Regions from separate parts of the Homo sapiens genome. Here all the other regions are linked to region 1. The links are chromatin contacts, found by Hi-C or POLR2A ChIA-PET in ENCODE. All regions are on one chromosome and are shown on one strand. The core of a region is the stretch at or near the end of the contact, and the rest is flanking DNA. Distances in the headings are between cores, read along the strand shown. Region 1 holds the start of ERCC5 (ERCC excision repair 5, endonuclease). Region 2 holds the start of RAP2A (RAP2A, member of RAS oncogene family). Region 3 holds the start of ING1 (inhibitor of growth family member 1). Region 4 holds the start of MBNL2 (muscleblind like splicing regulator 2).

Evidence for each region. A loop is a pair of places that touch in the nucleus more often than their neighbours do. ChIA-PET counts read pairs that join two places held with the same protein, here RNA polymerase II (POLR2A). Pooled maps may share reads with other maps.
Region 2: a map of CD8-positive, alpha-beta T cell shows a loop between it and region 1 (23-fold over the local background). The contact joins the promoter of RAP2A here to the promoter of ERCC5 in region 1. A Hi-C loop is called at or near these places in 3 of 168 maps with a recorded cell type or tissue (CD4-positive, alpha-beta memory T cell, CD8-positive, alpha-beta T cell and naive thymus-derived CD4-positive, alpha-beta T cell) and 15 of 50 pooled maps. POLR2A ChIA-PET finds 5 or more read pairs at or near these places in 6 of 52 experiments (CD4-positive, alpha-beta T cell, CD4-positive, alpha-beta memory T cell, CD8-positive, alpha-beta memory T cell and 3 more).
Region 3: a loop to region 1 is called in a map of CD4-positive, alpha-beta memory T cell, with 27 times the contacts of the local background. The contact joins the promoter of ING1 here to the promoter of ERCC5 in region 1. A Hi-C loop is called at or near these places in 2 of 168 maps with a recorded cell type or tissue (CD4-positive, alpha-beta memory T cell and naive thymus-derived CD4-positive, alpha-beta T cell) and 9 of 50 pooled maps. POLR2A ChIA-PET finds 5 or more read pairs at or near these places in 1 of 52 experiments (activated CD4-positive, alpha-beta memory T cell).
Region 4: a map of naive thymus-derived CD4-positive, alpha-beta T cell shows a loop between it and region 1 (21-fold over the local background). The contact joins the promoter of MBNL2 here to the promoter of ERCC5 in region 1. A Hi-C loop is called at or near these places in 2 of 168 maps with a recorded cell type or tissue (CD4-positive, alpha-beta memory T cell and naive thymus-derived CD4-positive, alpha-beta T cell) and 7 of 50 pooled maps. POLR2A ChIA-PET finds 5 or more read pairs at or near these places in 1 of 52 experiments (activated naive CD4-positive, alpha-beta T cell).

The regions. Positions count from the first base shown.
Region 1 is chr13:102,844,578-102,848,848 of GRCh38, forward strand. It overlaps ERCC5 (ERCC excision repair 5, endonuclease), which reads left to right and starts at 1,455. Exons shown (of 15, transcript NM_000123.4): 1 at 1,455-1,777. The coding sequence starts at 1,690. The region is part of intron 9 of BIVM-ERCC5 (BIVM-ERCC5 readthrough); the gene reads left to right. RefSeq lists enhancers at 385-1,209, 794-843, 1,054-1,843, 1,210-2,032 and a silencer at 2,194-2,243.
Region 2 is chr13:97,432,630-97,436,540 of GRCh38, forward strand. It overlaps RAP2A (RAP2A, member of RAS oncogene family), which reads left to right and starts at 1,540. Exons shown (of 2, transcript NM_021033.7): 1 at 1,540-2,155. The coding sequence starts at 1,842. RefSeq lists enhancers at 637-776, 724-1,655, 927-1,056, 1,077-1,126 and silencers at 1,277-1,636, 1,657-1,716.
Region 3 is chr13:110,710,676-110,714,949 of GRCh38, forward strand. It overlaps ING1 (inhibitor of growth family member 1), which reads left to right and starts at 3,025. Exons shown (of 2, transcript NM_198219.3): 1 at 3,025-3,610. The coding sequence starts at 3,475. It also overlaps a transcript of CARS2 not described here. RefSeq lists enhancers at 1,452-1,541, 2,142-2,191 and silencers at 1,682-2,021, 1,695-1,863, 2,862-3,211, 3,222-3,411, 3,572-3,861 and 2 more.
Region 4 is chr13:97,221,083-97,224,872 of GRCh38, forward strand. MBNL2 (muscleblind like splicing regulator 2) reads left to right here and starts at 1,251. Exons shown (of 9, transcript NM_001382683.1): 1 at 1,251-1,449. RefSeq lists an enhancer at 1,273-1,332.

The sequences.
Region 1 (4,271 bases), core at 205-2,704:
GAGACACAAATTCTGAACAACTGTGACTTCAGGGATGCTAAACACCATAGTGAGGCACGATGCGGGGATTTGAATCTTGGCCTGAGGGTTCCAGAGCTGTGGCCTTTTCTGGGGTTACTCTGTTAATTGATTTCTAGTCCTTTCTGATCTACAAGCCGCGGCATTATAACTTTTAGATGCTGAAGAAAACTAAACTATATGTCAAGGATTAAGGCTTGTGAACCCCCAAAATTTGGGACAGGTCTCAGTTAATTTAGAAAGTTTATTTTGCCAACGTTAAGGACGCGCAGCTGTGACACAGCCCCAGGAAGTCCAGATGACATGTGCCCAAGGTGGTTGGGGCACAGATTGGTTTTATACATTTTAGGGAGACAGGAGACATCAATCAACATATGTAAGTACACTGGTTCCTTCCAGAAAGGTGGGGACAACTCGGAAGCAGGAAGGGCTTCTAGGTCACAGGTAGATGAGAGACAAAAGGCTGCATACGAGTTTCTGATAAGCCTTTCCAAAGGAGACAATCAGAATATGCATCTATCTCAGTGAGCAGAAGGATGACTGACTAGAATGGGAGGCAGGTTTTGCCCTGAGCAGTTCCCAGCTTGACTTTTCCCTTTTGCTTAGTAATTTTGGGACCCTAACATTTTCACAGGCTTTAAATTTTATTATTCTTTAGTTACTACGTGCTAGCATATAAATAAATAGTACAAAACCAAGAAGGCATCCACCTTTTGGTTGTCTCTTCACGTGTAAAACAACACTTTGTGTTAAGTATCTTCACACACGGCGGCGCAAAGGTAGAAACCGATACTAAAAAAGCGTGTAGAAAATAGTTCCCAGCCTGGGCAACACAGGGAGACCTCATTTCTACAAAAATAATTCGCCAAGCATAGTGGTGCGCACCTGCGGTCCCAGCTACTTGAGAGGCTGAGATGGGAAAGTTGCTTGAGCTCGGGCAGCAGGAGTTCCAGGCTGCAGTGAGCTAAGAATGCGCCACTGGACTCCAGTATGGGCGACAGCGTGAGACCCTGTCTCAAACAAAAACAAAAGCCCGTTACTCCACCAAGAAGGCGCTTTTGCACATTGTTTTAATGCTTAACGCCTTCAGGATGCCAGCGTGACGGAAGCAAGTAACCACCAAGGCATCACCACTGGCGCTAAACTTCTCACTTCCGGAGTGCTGCAAGCGCAGAAAATATACGTCATGTGCGGAGGCGGAGCTTCCGCCCTGCGCGTCGTATTAGACGGAAACCGAGCGGGCCCATTTTTCATGGGTTTGCGGACCCACCAGCGAAGGCGGGAGGTGTCGCAGGGACATCTTCTGGCTGTTTCCGTCGCCTGCGTGGCCCTTGCACCCCGGTCTTCCATTAGCGGCGCAGACGTTTGGGCCTAAGCGCTGGGCGAGGCGAGGCCCTGCCCCTCCCCGCCAACGGCCATTCTCTGGACCTGTCTTTCTTCCGGGAGGCGGTGACAGCTGCTGAGACGTGTTGCAGCCAGAGTCTCTCCGCTTTAATGCGCTCCCATTAGTGCCGTCCCCCACTGGAAAACCGTGGCTTCTGTATTATTTGCCATCTTTGTTGTGTAGGAGCAGGGAGGGCTTCCTCCCGGGGTCCTAGGCGGCGGTGCAGTCCGTCGTAGAAGAATTAGAGTAGAAGTTGTCGGGGTCCGCTCTTAGGACGCAGCCGCCTCATGGGGGTCCAGGGGCTCTGGAAGCTGCTGGAGTGCTCCGGGCGGCAGGTCAGCCCCGAAGCGCTGGAAGGGAAGATCCTGGCTGTTGGTATCCTTAACGCCGCGTTGGGACTTGGGGTGCAGGGATTCGGGGCTGGATTCCTCGCGGGGCTCTGCCTTGGGCACAGTGGCATCTGCAGGATGATGGTCTTGGGTCGGGGTCGGGGTCGCTATAGAATCTCTGTCACTAGGTTTTCTAAGTACAGTCGTCCCTCGGTATCCCCGGGGCTTTGGTTCCAGCCCCTCCTCCGTATACCACGATGTTCAAGTTCCTTCAACTCCCTTATATAATGGCGTGGTATTTGCATATAAACTACCCACTTCCGTAATCTTTTAAATCGTTTCTAGCTTACTTGTAATGCCGAATGCAATGTAAGTGATCTGTAAATAGTTGTTATACTGTATTTTAAAATTTTTTGTAGTTTTTATTGGTATGTTTTATTTATTTATTTTTTTCCATCGCAAATATTTTTGATCCGTGGTAGGTTGATTGCGGAATCGGGTGATGAGGCGGGCCGCCCTGTCTGCTTTCCCCAGCTTTGCAGTCTTAGCGGCCTGTGCATCCTGGTTTGTCACTTTGTGGCAGTGCTTTATGTTCCTCTCTGCCTTAGTTCTCTCATCTGCAAAGTAGAGGTGGTGATAGTATCTACACACAGGATTGGAATGAGGAATAAAGAAATTGCCTACATGAGAGAAGTTTAGTGCGATTAATACAGTAAATCTTAAAGTTATTATCCTGTCCGGGAGGTCAGTAAGGAGAGCAGAGTAGACTTCGACGATTAGTTTTGCTTGAGTCTTGCCCCATTTATGTTTCTTAGAGGAAGGATAGTGTGGACAGGTGTTTTACCCATTTTTTAAATTGACTTTTTAAGGACTATTGTTTCTGTACATGTTTGGCTGGTTTTGTTTGTCATTGGAATTAAATTCTTTTTTCATTAGCAAAACGTGATACTGCTTTTGAAATTTTTATCTTTTTCTTTGTTATGTAGTCATTTTTTTTTTTTTTTTGAGTATCTATTCTGGCTCAGAATCTGGTGATACCTTACACCAATTTCCTAAATGGGGATCTATGAGTCTAGGGGCTCGTGGGCTTGTGGAAAGAGTCCTGTAAATGATTGCGGGGGGATTGGGGACGGGAAATGGAGTGCAAGAGTGTGTGGGCGTTCAGCAAAGGAATCCCTGACTGTGGAGCCCTAATTCTTCAGTAGGTACAAAACTTATAAATAAAACGACATTGATAAGTTTTAAAACATAATGAGATTATCATTTTTTGCAAGTGAATAATCTTTAAATAAATCTGTAATTGATTTTTGGCTTAAAAGTTTTTATACAGGGTACTTTGAATTGGGGAAAGCCAAAGGATTTTTGTTTTGTTTTGTTTTGTTTTTTGTTTTTTAGAGCACATGCGCTGTTGCTGCCCTCAAGCTGTTGCTTAGTATCATTGCAGTCTAAAGATTTTCTCAGAAATAAAGGGTAAAGGTTAGTTTTCAGTGACAAGAACCCTTAAAACTTCAGCAAAGATTTAGATCATTTTATGTAGCAGCCCTTGTGAAGAATTACTAAAGAGGACTGTGGCCAGGCTCAGTGGCTTACGCCTGTCATCCCAGCACTTTGGGAGGTCAAGGCAGGAGGATCATTTGAGCCCAGGAGTTCAAGACCAGCCTGGGCAACATAGTGAACCCCTGTCTACACACAGTCAAAAAATTAGCTGGACGTGGTGGCCTGCACCTTTGGTCCCAGCTACACGGAAGGCTGAGGCAGGAAGATTGCTTGGGCCCAGGCGGTCAAGGCTGCAATGAGCCGTGTTCATGTCTGTCTCTGAATAAATAAATAAAAAGGACTGTGAAAGACATTCTAGTCATGACAACCTCATATATTTATAATAAACTCGTTTATGTCAAAGGAGTATATCTGATTACTTGTTCTACAATCGGTTTTGCTTTATTTCATTTTCACGGGAATTCAGACACCTGAAATTATTTAGATTTTATTGTATTGTTTGTTAATGACAAACTTACCCGTTATTATACTAGTTTCATAATTTACTCTTGTATCTCTATACTAAATTGTTTGGTCTTTAAACCATCTATATAGCTTAGTGTCTTATTTATACAGTCTAAATGTCTGTGTCAAATAATGCAGAAGTAAGTTAAACTTTTGTCTCTTATAGATTTTAATGTTTGTAATATGCGTTTAAGTGTATTAGCAAGATATTACCATCTCTTTAGGCTATGTATACTAATGGAGATTTTTAAGTCACCTAACTAAAGAACTAAAGAAACTTATTTTTTGTATTGAAATGTTATTGGTCTTTGGGTCTTATACCGAAAGTGATTTTTGGCTTTGCTGCAGATTTTAACTTTTCTGTCCGCAGAAATTTAATTTTGCGTATATAAACTTACTGAAATTAGACAAGTCAAATTATACAAATATTTTCAGATTGTCTCATTTTTCATATTTCTTGTCTAACAATTTATGTGAATATTTTCAGGTCGTCTAATTTTACATATTTCATCTCTAAGAATTCAAGCCAAAATTCTCAA
Region 2 (3,911 bases), core at 290-2,789, 5.4 Mb before region 1:
AACGCTAAGTTTTAAAACTCAATAGTGAAAGAAAAAAAATAATGTTTTGGGAGGAACGCCTGGAAGACCCATGCAACTGCTGCACGATGTTTCCTTAAGGACCGGAACATTTCTCACCCTGAAGACAAAAGTCCCTGTGTTCTCGATTCAGCCCACATCCCTCAGCACCATTTCCATGCCCATCATTTAGGCAGAATGCCACGGAGGCGACGTGAAAAGTGGAATTCATCATTCTGGCTTGCAACGCATCTTGTTCTTTTGCCAGAACAGGGCACAGCAACTGGCTCCTCAATCTCTGCCCCTCCCAAACCCCAGCAGCCGGTCCCTGTCTCCATCCCGCCGGCCTCGGTGGCAAGGGGCTCGCGAGCTCTGGTTGGCTTGGCCGAAGCTTCCGTCACTCGCCAGCTCACCTACGATTGGTTGGCAGAGCGTGCGCGAAGAGCCCCGCCTGGCAAGGCACTGGGAGGTGGGCTTGCGGATCCTACGACTAGCGTTTTTCTCGATTGGTTGAAGGAGTAAAGGCACGTGGTATGGGGGCGCTCTCTTATTGGTCGTGAATGGTACCTTGTGGTACAGAGACGTGATGTGGTTGGCTAGAATGAATCCCAGCTTCCCACTAGATGCCCCTAGCTGGCTGTTGCTATGAGGAGTCCAGGGCCTTCCGGCTGCCGTTCGGGATTCCGCTCTCCAGGTTTTCAACTCACCCGTGGCTGACAGGGCGTGGGAAGAGCTCGACTTCAGTTCGGCACCGAAAGGGGCGGGTCTAGAAGAAATGTGGGCGGGTCCAGAGGGTTGGTGGGCGGGACCCCGGCGACGTCAGCGGGCTTGGACCCGACTTCCGTGGTGTGTGGCCGCCTCTGACTCGCCCCTCTGGCGCGCTGCTAGAGGGGGGCGTCACCCTCCCATCAATGTCCTAACGCTCCAAAGCTTCATTTTGTTGCGTTTACACAACTTCAGTCAGAAGCCTGTAGGTGCCCCCCCCTTAAAGCTTCACATGCTAATACAAGATAAAACCAAAGCTCTAGGAGTGCTGACAGACTGGGTGGCATCGGACAAAGGCCCTCGCGGCCCCTCTTGGGCCTTGGGCATCTCTCCTTCACTCCCCGCCTCAGGATAAAGCTTGGAGGTAGCTCTAGCCCCTCTACCATCTCATCCCTTCCGAATTCTTAATGTCTCGGGAGTCTCAGGTTGACGCTGCTCCTGGCTTGGGCGGGAACTGCGCATGCTCGGTACACAGGCCCTGGGGTCTGACTGGGCGCGCTGGGTTCGGCGCTGCTCGGCGGTCGCGGTGCTTGTTTATCTCCGCGCGGGCAGAAGCTTCCGAGCCCCGCAAAGCCTCTCGGGAGCGCTCGCGGCCCGTCGCCTAGGGGGCGGGGGCGGGGCTGCGCCGCGGGCTCCGCCCCGGCCGCCGGACCCCGCCCCTGGCCGCGCTGCGGCTGGGGCTCGGGCGCGCGCTCGAGCGCTGGGGGTAGCGGCGGCGGCGGCGGCGGCGGCGGGCGGGGATCTGGGCGTGGAGGCGCGAGGGGCGGGGCGGGCGGCACTGCGGGCCCGCGGCTCGGGCGGCACCAGCGGCTCCCGGTCTCTCTCTCTGCTCGCCCTCAGTCCCACCCGGTGCCTACGGGGCCGCATCGCCGCCCGGCTCGGCCCGGCCCATGCCCAGGGCCGCTGCTCCCTCAGTTGCCGCCGCCGCCGCCGGCGCCCAGGGGGCCGCCGCGGCTGTGAGGTGGGGGCGGCAGCGGGAGGCGGCGGGGCGGGCCGCCGGGGCCGGGGCTGGGGGCGCAGCGCGGCCGGCGTAGGTCTATGTCGCGGGCGGCGGCGGCGGCGGCGGCCGCGGAGGGACGATGCGCGAGTACAAAGTGGTGGTGCTGGGCTCGGGCGGGGTAGGCAAATCCGCCCTGACCGTGCAGTTCGTGACCGGCACCTTCATCGAGAAATACGACCCCACCATCGAGGACTTCTACCGCAAGGAGATCGAGGTGGATTCGTCGCCGTCGGTGCTGGAGATCCTGGACACGGCGGGCACCGAGCAGTTCGCGTCCATGCGGGACCTGTACATCAAGAACGGCCAGGGCTTCATCCTCGTCTACAGCCTCGTCAACCAGCAGAGCTTCCAGGACATCAAGCCCATGCGGGACCAGATCATCCGCGTGAAGCGGTGAGCGAGGGCACACGGGGGCTTGGCGGCTGCACCCCGGAGTCACCGTCCCGGGGCTGGAACTCCCCGCGCGGGGCTCCGGGGAAGGGGCTTTCTGGGGGGTGGCTCCAAGCTGGAGGCTTTACTATTGTCATTCTGCTCCTCCTCCTCAATCTCAAATTTGAGTGCTTTGTTTCACAACTAAAATTTGGCATCGTGTTAGCCCACAGAACAGCTCTTTGTCTCTTGGACGTTGTTAGCATTGCTTGTTACAGAGCCCCCAAGGAAACAAAGTTTAAAACTTGCAGGGGGGAAAGGGGTGGATAGATTTGTCTTGGGAAGAGAGGAACTGTGCAGGTATAGTCGAGACATTTGCAGACTGAACAACAACAATCTGCCTTGGCAATGTTTGACAGTAAAAATCGCTCACACACCTATACAGTAAAGTCAAGTCCAGAGGAAGGAGACCTTTCTCATCTCGTTAAAGGTTTATGGTTCCAAGGCGTTTTACAAAAATTAAGTCTCTAATTTAGTGCAAAACTTTAAAGACAGATTATTAAATTATTTGAAGACATCATAAGCTAAATGGGGTTTCGAGAATATTAACAGAGGAGTACAAATAAGCCATTCACAGGAAAAGAATGCAGCTTAACTGTTTGTTTTTGTTTTTTTGTTTTTAATATAGCCGCCTTAACCCCTTCCAAAAAAAAAAAAAAAAAAAAAACACCACCACACCACCACCACCAGTTCCTGGAAACAAAACAGAAGCTTCTTCAAAAGTGTGACACAAGTATTAGCTAATTTAAAGTTAATGTTAATAAGCCTTTATATATATATATAAATTCTTTTCTAAAGTATACATTTTGGAAATATGGCTGATAAATGATTTAAAATGTTTGTTTTCTCTTAAATTCACTGAATATATTTTTCCGTGTAATTTTAAGCATTAGAAATGTGATAATATCTTAGTTCAAAGTTTTGGCAAATTTTTCTAATTATCATTTAATTACACATTACTGTTTCATCTAGTTCTTGTTAGTTAATGCCTGCTGATAATTTTGGTGTCCTTTTTTTCCTGCCTTATTCTACCTAGAGCCTAAATCTGAAGACCTTTACTGAAAGATGGTTGTAAGTGCACCGTAGACACAGTCACATTGTAAGTCAGTTTGAGTCCACTCATTTTGAAAGAGCAAGGACCAAGTTATGTGTACCCAGGGGATGATCAAAAATTCATTACGAGTAGTGAGTTTTTAATGCAACCTATGAGATCAAAGAGAAGGCTCTCTCTCTATTGCTCCACCCCCCCTTAACTGAGTATGCACTTTAATCGCTGAACTAAAATCGTGCATGTTATTCATCCTTGTGTTAAATTCCAAACTAGAATAAAGCAGATATTTTCGTGGTCTCTGCTGCTAAGATTTGTAAATTTGATAGCTTTGTACTTCTCCAGTATCATTTTCCTAAAGTTAAATGTTTATAGTTAAGAGATGAACAATTCTGGTGTTAAACTTAGTATGAGGATGGCATTTAAGGGGCTACATTTAAGTTACTTAAATTCTTATTACCCCCTCCCCCAACCACTCAATTAAAAAGAAACAAACCAAACCAACTGCAGGGTAGTCTGATACATTGCCACATGTCAATGTTAGGCCAAATGCATACATCAAAAAATAATCTAAGTAAATGCCCCAACAGCCTCACCCTTCACATTTAGATATATATGCTTAAAGATATGAAGATGCACATATACACTGATAAAGCCACATACCCATGGCTA
Region 3 (4,274 bases), core at 1,775-4,274, 7.9 Mb after region 1:
CTTCTAAGTTTGTTCCAAAAAAGATAAAATCTTTTTTGACTTTTTATCCCAAGGGGTGGGCTAAAAGTTTTATGGAATGTAAAGCTCCAAAAAACTTTTCACTACTGTATCCCCAGCGCACGGACCAGTAGTTGGCACATGGTAGACACTCGTCAATATTCCTTGTTGAATGCTTAAGATGCCTTTTTGGTTTATGTGTATGTGAAGAGAGTACATAACTAGAGGAACAAAATCATTACTCAGATTGTACTGTGTTGTGATTTTTTTTTTTAAAAAGAAAACCTAGGTTAAACTCCATCTTATCTTTGTAAAGGGTAAATTACTTCCAATTTTATTCTTGAGTTCAGATAAACACTATTCATTCTAGAGCCAATGAATGCTAGGAATAGAAGAACCGGTCTATTTCTTACTATTGTACTTTTAAATTACTTATATGCTTTTTGAGGGAAAGGCGTAATTTTCCTTATTCAACTTTGTACTCCCTCTATACTCTGTATTCGACATAATGTTTGTTTCCACATAATGTTATCTTGTCGTAGTCTTTTTTTCTCTTTTTTTCCGGAGATAGTCTTGCTCTGTCGCCCAGGCTGGAGTGCAGTGGCACAATCTCGGCTCACTGCAACCTCCCCTCCTAGGTTCAAGTGATTCTGTCTCAGCCTCCCCAATAGCTGGGACTACAGGCACGCGCCACCATGCCCTGCTAATTTTTTGTATTTTTAGTAGAGACAGGGTTTCACCATGTTGCCCAAGCTGGTCCCGAACTCCTGATCTCAGGCAATTCGCCCGCCTCGGCCTCCCAAAGTGGTAGGATTACAGGCGTGAGCCACCGCGTCCGGCCAAGTGTTATAGTCTTTTGTGCAGACCAAGTAGTGGCCAATAAATCTTGTAGAAACTAAAGTACTCATTTGCTTTTAACTAGGCCAAGACTAGAATAGCGTGATCTGTAAGTAAAATAACAGCCATTTCCCCAAATATCAAAGCCAAAGCTCTCCTGCTGTGTAGGTGAGATGAAGGGGCTTAAAAGTGAAGATTAAATCCACTTCAAAGTGTAAAGAGTATCCATCCATTTATCATTGCAGCAACGTTGCAACGTGAACAATCCGATTCCAAATACAAAACAGCTTAATTCAGTCTCTTTGCCGTACTCACATCCATAGCACAAAATACCCGGCAGGGCCCTGGAATGAGCACCACTGCGGTTAATAATCTACTCTATAAATACTGGACGAATCCAAATTTTTACTGGATTACACAGAATACGTTTTTAAAAAATCCAAAGAGTTTTAGATGTTACAACAGGGTTCCATCAAATACCACGTTTCCAAATCTTACCACCAGAATGTGTATCCATTTCAACTGCAATTATTTTGTGTCTAAAACTGTGTACTCTGCTTTGCAACAGGATAAACCCGGTGGATAAAAGCTGAAATCCGACCCTGTCCTAATTAAGAGGCTAAGAAAAATGGAGAACCGCGCTGGCGTGGAGTTGATACAGAAACACTGCAAGGGCTGGGGACAGGGCTTAGTTCGTGGAATACACAGGCAGCACCACCAACCCGGCTCTCCGGAAAAGAGAAAGTCCAGTGAGAAAGGTGAAAACTGACAAGGCACCGTTCTCCGACTTGCTGAAAAAAAGACAATGCAAATAGAGCAGGGTCCAAGGCGGAAGAAAATCAGAGAAAAGCAGGCAGCCAAGCGTGGCGAACACAGCTCTCGGGGCCACCCCGGAGGGGACCCGCGGCGGCCGCAGCGGGGCGGAGGCCGAAGCCGAGGCCGCCCCGGAACCAGAGAGCCAGGCGGGAAGTGCACAAAGGCACGAGGCCACGCCCAGGAGGGGCGGGCCCTTTGGCCGGAAGGGGGGGGGCCGGCGCGCGGGGCCGGTCGCCTAGGCAACGGGCTCGCGTGGCGTCCAGGCTTCTCAGAAAGCCCAAAATCCGGGAGCTTTGGGAGGGTAGAGGGGCGACGCGGGGGAGGGCGGTCCGGGGAGCTGAATGGCCTCAGGACGCCGGCCGACCGGGTGTCTGCATACTGTGGGCGGCCTTTCCAAGTGTGGGGAGCGGCCTCCGAGAACGGTGTCCATGACACAGGGCGGGAAGAGATAAGGCCTAGGGAAGGCGCCCCTCGGGCCTATCCACCTCTTCTGGGGCTCGGCACTAGGAAGCAGCTTCCCTCTCAGGCCCCTTTGTCTCCAAGCCGTTCCAAACTGAGTACCGGGAGACGACACAAAGGGAGGGCGGTGACGGATGGCGCAGGCGCGGGAGCCGCCTAGGCTGCTGGGAGTGGTGGTCCGGCCGCGGAATGGGTAGGTCTCCCGCGCACTCTGCGGCCGCAGCTCAAAGGACACCGAGAGGGTGCCAGTGCGCATGCGCCGCCACTTCCGCCCGTGCCCGGCCCTCCCCTTCCTTCCGCCTCCCGGAGGACTTGGGTTTCTAGTAGTAAGAGTCCGGGGGGCATTACTCACGGTCTCCCCGCCTCCTCTTCATCGTGATTGGGCTGTCAAAGTGATGTTGGCAAGTAGATTGGCTACTGCGGTTGCCAGTTCTGTTTCGGGCCCTACTTATACTGCTCTGTGGGGCGGGGACGAAGAGTCAGGGGCTGAGGAGCGAGTTGCGGTAGTTGCTGTGTACCATGGTCTCGGAGGTTTCTGTCCCGCGGCCCGTTAGGTCCTGGTCGGGTTTTCAGCGAAGCAGGCCGCTCCCCTGCGTTTCCCAGCGGGCGTGCTGTGCCGCCCAACAGGCTCTGCCTCCAAGTGCCAAAAACTCCTAGTAAAGTTTGCGCCTCGCCCGCCGTCCACACCCCAGCGGCCCTGACGCTGTCCCCTCCGCGACCCTCGCCTCTGGAAAAAGTGACAGGCAAGGCCACGCCCCCGCGAGGGCCGGCCTGGAGCCCGCAGCCCCCAGGGCCTGGGACGGTGAGGGGCGTGAATGCGGCGGGGGGCGGGGCCGTTGCCGGGGGAGGGGGCCGGGGCGCATGCGCGCTGCGCAGCGGGGCTGAATGTTTCCCAAGTGTTTGAAACTGGTATTTGGGTTTTCCACGTTGGACAAGTGCGGCTCGGCGGCCAGCGGAGCGCGCCCCTTCCCGCTGCCCGCTCCGCTCCTCTCTTCTACCCAGCCCAGTGGGCGAGTGGGCAGCGGCGGCCGCGGCGCTGGGCCCTCTCCCGCCGGTGTGTGCGCGCTCGTACGCGCGGCCCCCGGCGCCAGCCCCGCCGCCTGAGAGGGGGCCTGCGCCGCCGGCCGGGGCGTGCGCCCGGGAGCCACCGCCACCGCGGCCCGCGCCCTCAGGCGCTGGGGTCCCCGCGGACCCGGAGGCGGCGGACGGGCTCGGCAGATGTAGCCGCCGGGCCGAAGCAGGAGCCGGCGGGGGGGCGCCGGGAGAGCGAGGGCTTTGCATTTTGCAGTGCTATTTTTTGAGGGGGGCGGGGGGTGGAGGAAGCGGAAAGCCGCGCCGAGTCGCCGGGGACCTCCGGGGTGAACCATGTTGAGTCCTGCCAACGGGGAGCAGCTCCACCTGGTGAACTATGTGGAGGACTACCTGGACTCCATCGAGTCCCTGCCTTTCGACTTGCAGAGAAATGTCTCGCTGATGCGGGAGATCGACGCGAAATACCAAGGTACGGCCGGGTGATGGATGGGCGGGGGCGGCCGCCTCCTTCCCGGCGGGTCCGGGCGCGCCGCGGAGCCGGGCCGGTCCTGCCGTGGACCGGAGGAAGCGGCCGGCTCCGCAGCGGCGGCCCTCGGCAGGGGCAGGAACAAAAGGTCTGGAGCGCCTTTGATTCGCCAAGGTCCTTGTGTGCAAAGCCCGGGACACGGAGGAGGAAGGAGGCGCGAGAGGTCTCGCTGCAAGGCTGCGCGACCAAAGCGCTCTTTGTAGTGAAGTGATGAGGCGGGTGCTGCGGGGGAGGGGGCGGCGGGTCCAAGCCGCGTCCTCTAGGAGGGGGTGCAGATTACGGCGCGAGATGGAGGGATGTGCCGGCGCCTGGGGCTATAGGGCGCCGAGACGGGGCTGCAGGAGGAGGGCGGCTGTGGGCCGGGGTTCCCGCGGACCCGGTGCCTCGGTCCCGGGCAACGCCGTTCCTCTGGCCCTTCTTCGTCGCCCCCCACTCAGTCCCGAATCTGAGTGTTACATAAAGTACCGGGTAGTACTCCGCTCGGGGTAGGTCGGCCGCCCCCGCCCAGCCCCCTCCGGCCCTCACTTGGAGCTGGACACCGAGTAGGGGCCGACTGCGAGGGGCGACGCCGCCGGTTGTAGTTTGCGGAGGACGAGGGCTTTTCTCT
Region 4 (3,790 bases), core at 1-2,500, 5.6 Mb before region 1:
TTATGTTTTTAAGATGCAATGGCAAAATAAAAAGAAAGCATTCCATTGCATTCTGTTGCTTCATTACAGATGCGCTGAACAGTTGCTTATAAAAATCGTGCATTGGGTTCAACCTTTCAGATGAATAAAGGCTTTGTTCTGTCTTGGTCTCATCATGTAATCATCATACTTTTTTTTTCTCAAAATGTGGTATTTAGGGGAGGAAAATGTATGCTTGTTGTGTTTGCTCAATGCCATATGTTTTTGAGTTTTTGTTTTCAAGGCATACAGAAATGCTGTAGACTGGGAAATAAATAAATAAATAAATAAATAAATAACCCTTCCTAAACTTTCTCTTCTTCTGCTTTATCTCAGGAAACTCCAGCACCTCCTAGAACATCTTTTGTGGAATGGCACCTCATGGGGGCCCTTGGATCATGTACCCCTTGTATTCAACAGTAAACATCTTCCTATAATCATTGCTTCATTAACGATAATGTGAGCCAATGCACAGTATTTATCAAATGGCATCTAAGATGGTTAAAGCACACCTAATCCTCTCGTGGGTGCCTGCCAAGAGTAGAAAAGGGTAGTGTATAGATATCAATTTTATTGTCCAGCATTCCCTAATCGAAGTCCCAAGTGGTCTGAAAACTTAGACGAAAGATAAATGGGCCGCAGTAATTAACCACTGCAATAACAGATGTTATACAGGAAACCTGTGTGTGCCAGAGCTATAAGCATGTTTTGATTTTGAATACGCACTTGGGCTAGCACATTCTTCCTCAATAATGGAAATATGTAAATGTTTTGTAAGGTATTAACTGCCATGGCAGACGTTGAATTATTTTTCCTTTAAAAAACATATACATATGCTTTGTCAGATAGTCCAAGGACTTCAGTTTCATGTACAACCTGGATTTCTTTGGAATCTGCGGAGTTTCACATTTTCCCAAGTGTTCACGGTGAAGCTCCTGGCTTCGAGCTGGCTGTCTTCAAGGGTGTTTTCTTGAGCTACCCCTCTCTCTGCTCTGCCAATTATGTGCCACTTTGTCTTGGTGCTATGATTGCTTTCTTCTGAGAGGGAAATTCCTCTTTCATCAGTATGGATGCACTGTTTTTACACACTGCAAGTGCTGTGTTACTGTGTCAGTCATCCTATTAGGGCCAGTTTCAGACGAGTAGGGCTGACGAGCTGGCTGGGGATTGGCTGGCCCCGGCTGGGAGGGATTTGTCGGAAGGAAGGGCTGCAGCTTACAGCAACAGAGTTTAGACTGTCTTTGCTTCATCATCTGAAGGTAAAATTTTCCAGATACGGCAGACGGCTTTCAGAGTACAATAAACAGGGAATGAGAACTATTTACATGGAAGTTTCTTTCTCATGATGCGGTGGAGAAGCCTCGGCCACTTGGTTCTGCCAGATGTTCCTGGGGTTACTGTAAATGGGAAGGACAGGCAGAGCTAAACAAGGTAGGAGAATCGCCCCCCTTTTTTGAATGTTTAAAGAGTTTGCTGCAGTATGCTGCATTCCATGTGTGCTGCTTACGGGAGCCAGGGAAACTGGATTCCACTAATTCAATTGTAATACTTGCGGGGGACCCTGGAGTTTTACGTAACATTTTGATTTGAGAAAAAGAAATGGCAAAGCTTGAATCTATGCCGCCTGTTTGGGGTGAGGCAAGAAATCGAGTTTTTATGCAAAGAATCGATTCATTTATTATATTATTTTTTAAAAACCATTTGAATTCTTTGGAGCAATCTTATTTTCTTGCTGTGAAAAATTGTTATATTGCCATAGCTAGTTCCCAAATAGATAAAGTTTACATGGATCCTATTATTTGAAAACAGACTTGCAATTAAGGATTAAAAAAAAATTCATGGTAAATAATCATCGGTTGAATGTTTGGCCAAACGTATGTGTCTATTTATTAAAAATTAGGGACCTACCTAGCTCTACAATGCTACAGCTTTAATTGAGTTTCAAAAGCACATTTTAAACAACCTAGCAAGAGGTAGCTTTCTGGCAAGTTTTCGATACTGTAGTTCAATGTTTACATTTCTTTTCCTGGCATGTCTGAGCCTTTGTTTCCAGCTTAAAAGTGGAACCATTATATTCAAAAGTAAAGCTGGGTTAATAATGCTTACTGCAATTATCTGATCTTTATGCATTTTTAATGAGAACACACAGCCAGCAGAATAATTTAATGAGGGCAGGCTAGCTTTTAAAGCTGTGTTTTCACTATGCCGAACCATATCAACTTTCTCGCTGAGAAGCAGCAGTGAGAAATGATGGAGAAGATTTATTTTTAACACACTTGGCCCAGGAGAAGGAAAGGATATATTTGCTAAAGAATTCTTTCTGCCCTTTTCCGTTTTAAATTTCTGCCAGGCATGAGGAAACTGTGCTTTTTTGTTAGGCCTCGGAAGCATGTGTTTACAATAAATGTGTAACATTTTTAGAATAGTTAGCAAGCACTGAAGCGAAGAAAAAAATCTGACTTGCCTAACCACCACCACCTTGAATGTTCTACAAGAAACATTACTGTCCCTTTAAAAGACAAAGGTTAAGTGGAAAGCTATTTGTTAATTGGGTAATGTGTGTGTTTTGGGGACAATAAGGTTTTTAAAAAAGGCAGGGGGAACATTCTTATAATCTTTAAATAAGAGGAAGTTTCTTCAGCTATCCTACTTGTTTTGCAAGGAGCAGTAGAACTACTCATTTAAATAAGGGCAATGCCACGTAGATTCTTCTAGACCCACTGTTTTTACTTTCAAGGAGAAGTGCAGGACACTAGCCCAGAACTTCTGACGTCATCCCCCAACTATTTCTGCTGTGTGTTCCTTTATTCGAGCTTGTGGAGAGGAATATTTCTTTATGTCCTGGCCAGGAACATTCTAACTCCCCACTGGCAGGACTTAAGTTATGTCTTTATATTTTCGCCTGTCTTTTGTAAATTGTAAACCTGTCCCCTCATAAATAGGGCATCTTCTTGTACCTGCCACATGTCGGGCCGGTCAGCACAGGTTTTCTGCAGGGCTTCTGGCTGGGCTGGCAAAAAGCAGCAGGGAGCAGGGCAAAGCTTTTTTTCTGGCCTGACTCCCCCTTGGTGCAGCCCAGCGCTGCCACCTGGGTGGATGGTCCCCGGGGCCCTATTCCCAGTTGCTCCAGAGCCACTATTTAGGATCCAGGTTGTGCCACCAAGTTCAAGGCTGGTTGTGATGGTGAGAACAGCTGCTTTCATAGAAAAATCATCATGTCCTAGCACAGATGGCCCCAAGCAGGGGAAGTACAATACTGCAGGCTGCAAATCCATGTCACAGGTGGCAACCTTGGTCACAGAGATCGGGGGAAGGGTAATGTTTACAAAGGAACCTTTTAAAAAAGATTTTGACTGGAGCACATTGGAGTTCTCGGGAGTTCCCAAAGCTAATTTGTGTCTCCTCTCTGACTACTCACGTAGTTTTGAGCAAGTGCCTACCTTGATTTTTCTGTCTTTTAATAGAATTGAATCATACTTGCTACACTTTCCCTCATCATTTAGCATTTTGAGACCTTGACCTTTTACCAAAAAAAAAAAAAAAAAAAAAAAAGTTGTTTGTCTCTTGGCACATTGAGCTATTTAAAGTACAAAGGGATAAAACCTCGGTATTAAGAAACTGTTGGCAAACACCTTAGAGTATTAAGATACATAGTCATATACACAAAACCCTTCACTCTACTTTGTGCTCATGTAAATTTTTTAGGGATACTTTTTCTTAGTTCAACAAATGAAATTTCCAAGGAAATCAAAGCGTTGTTGTTTGCATTTTT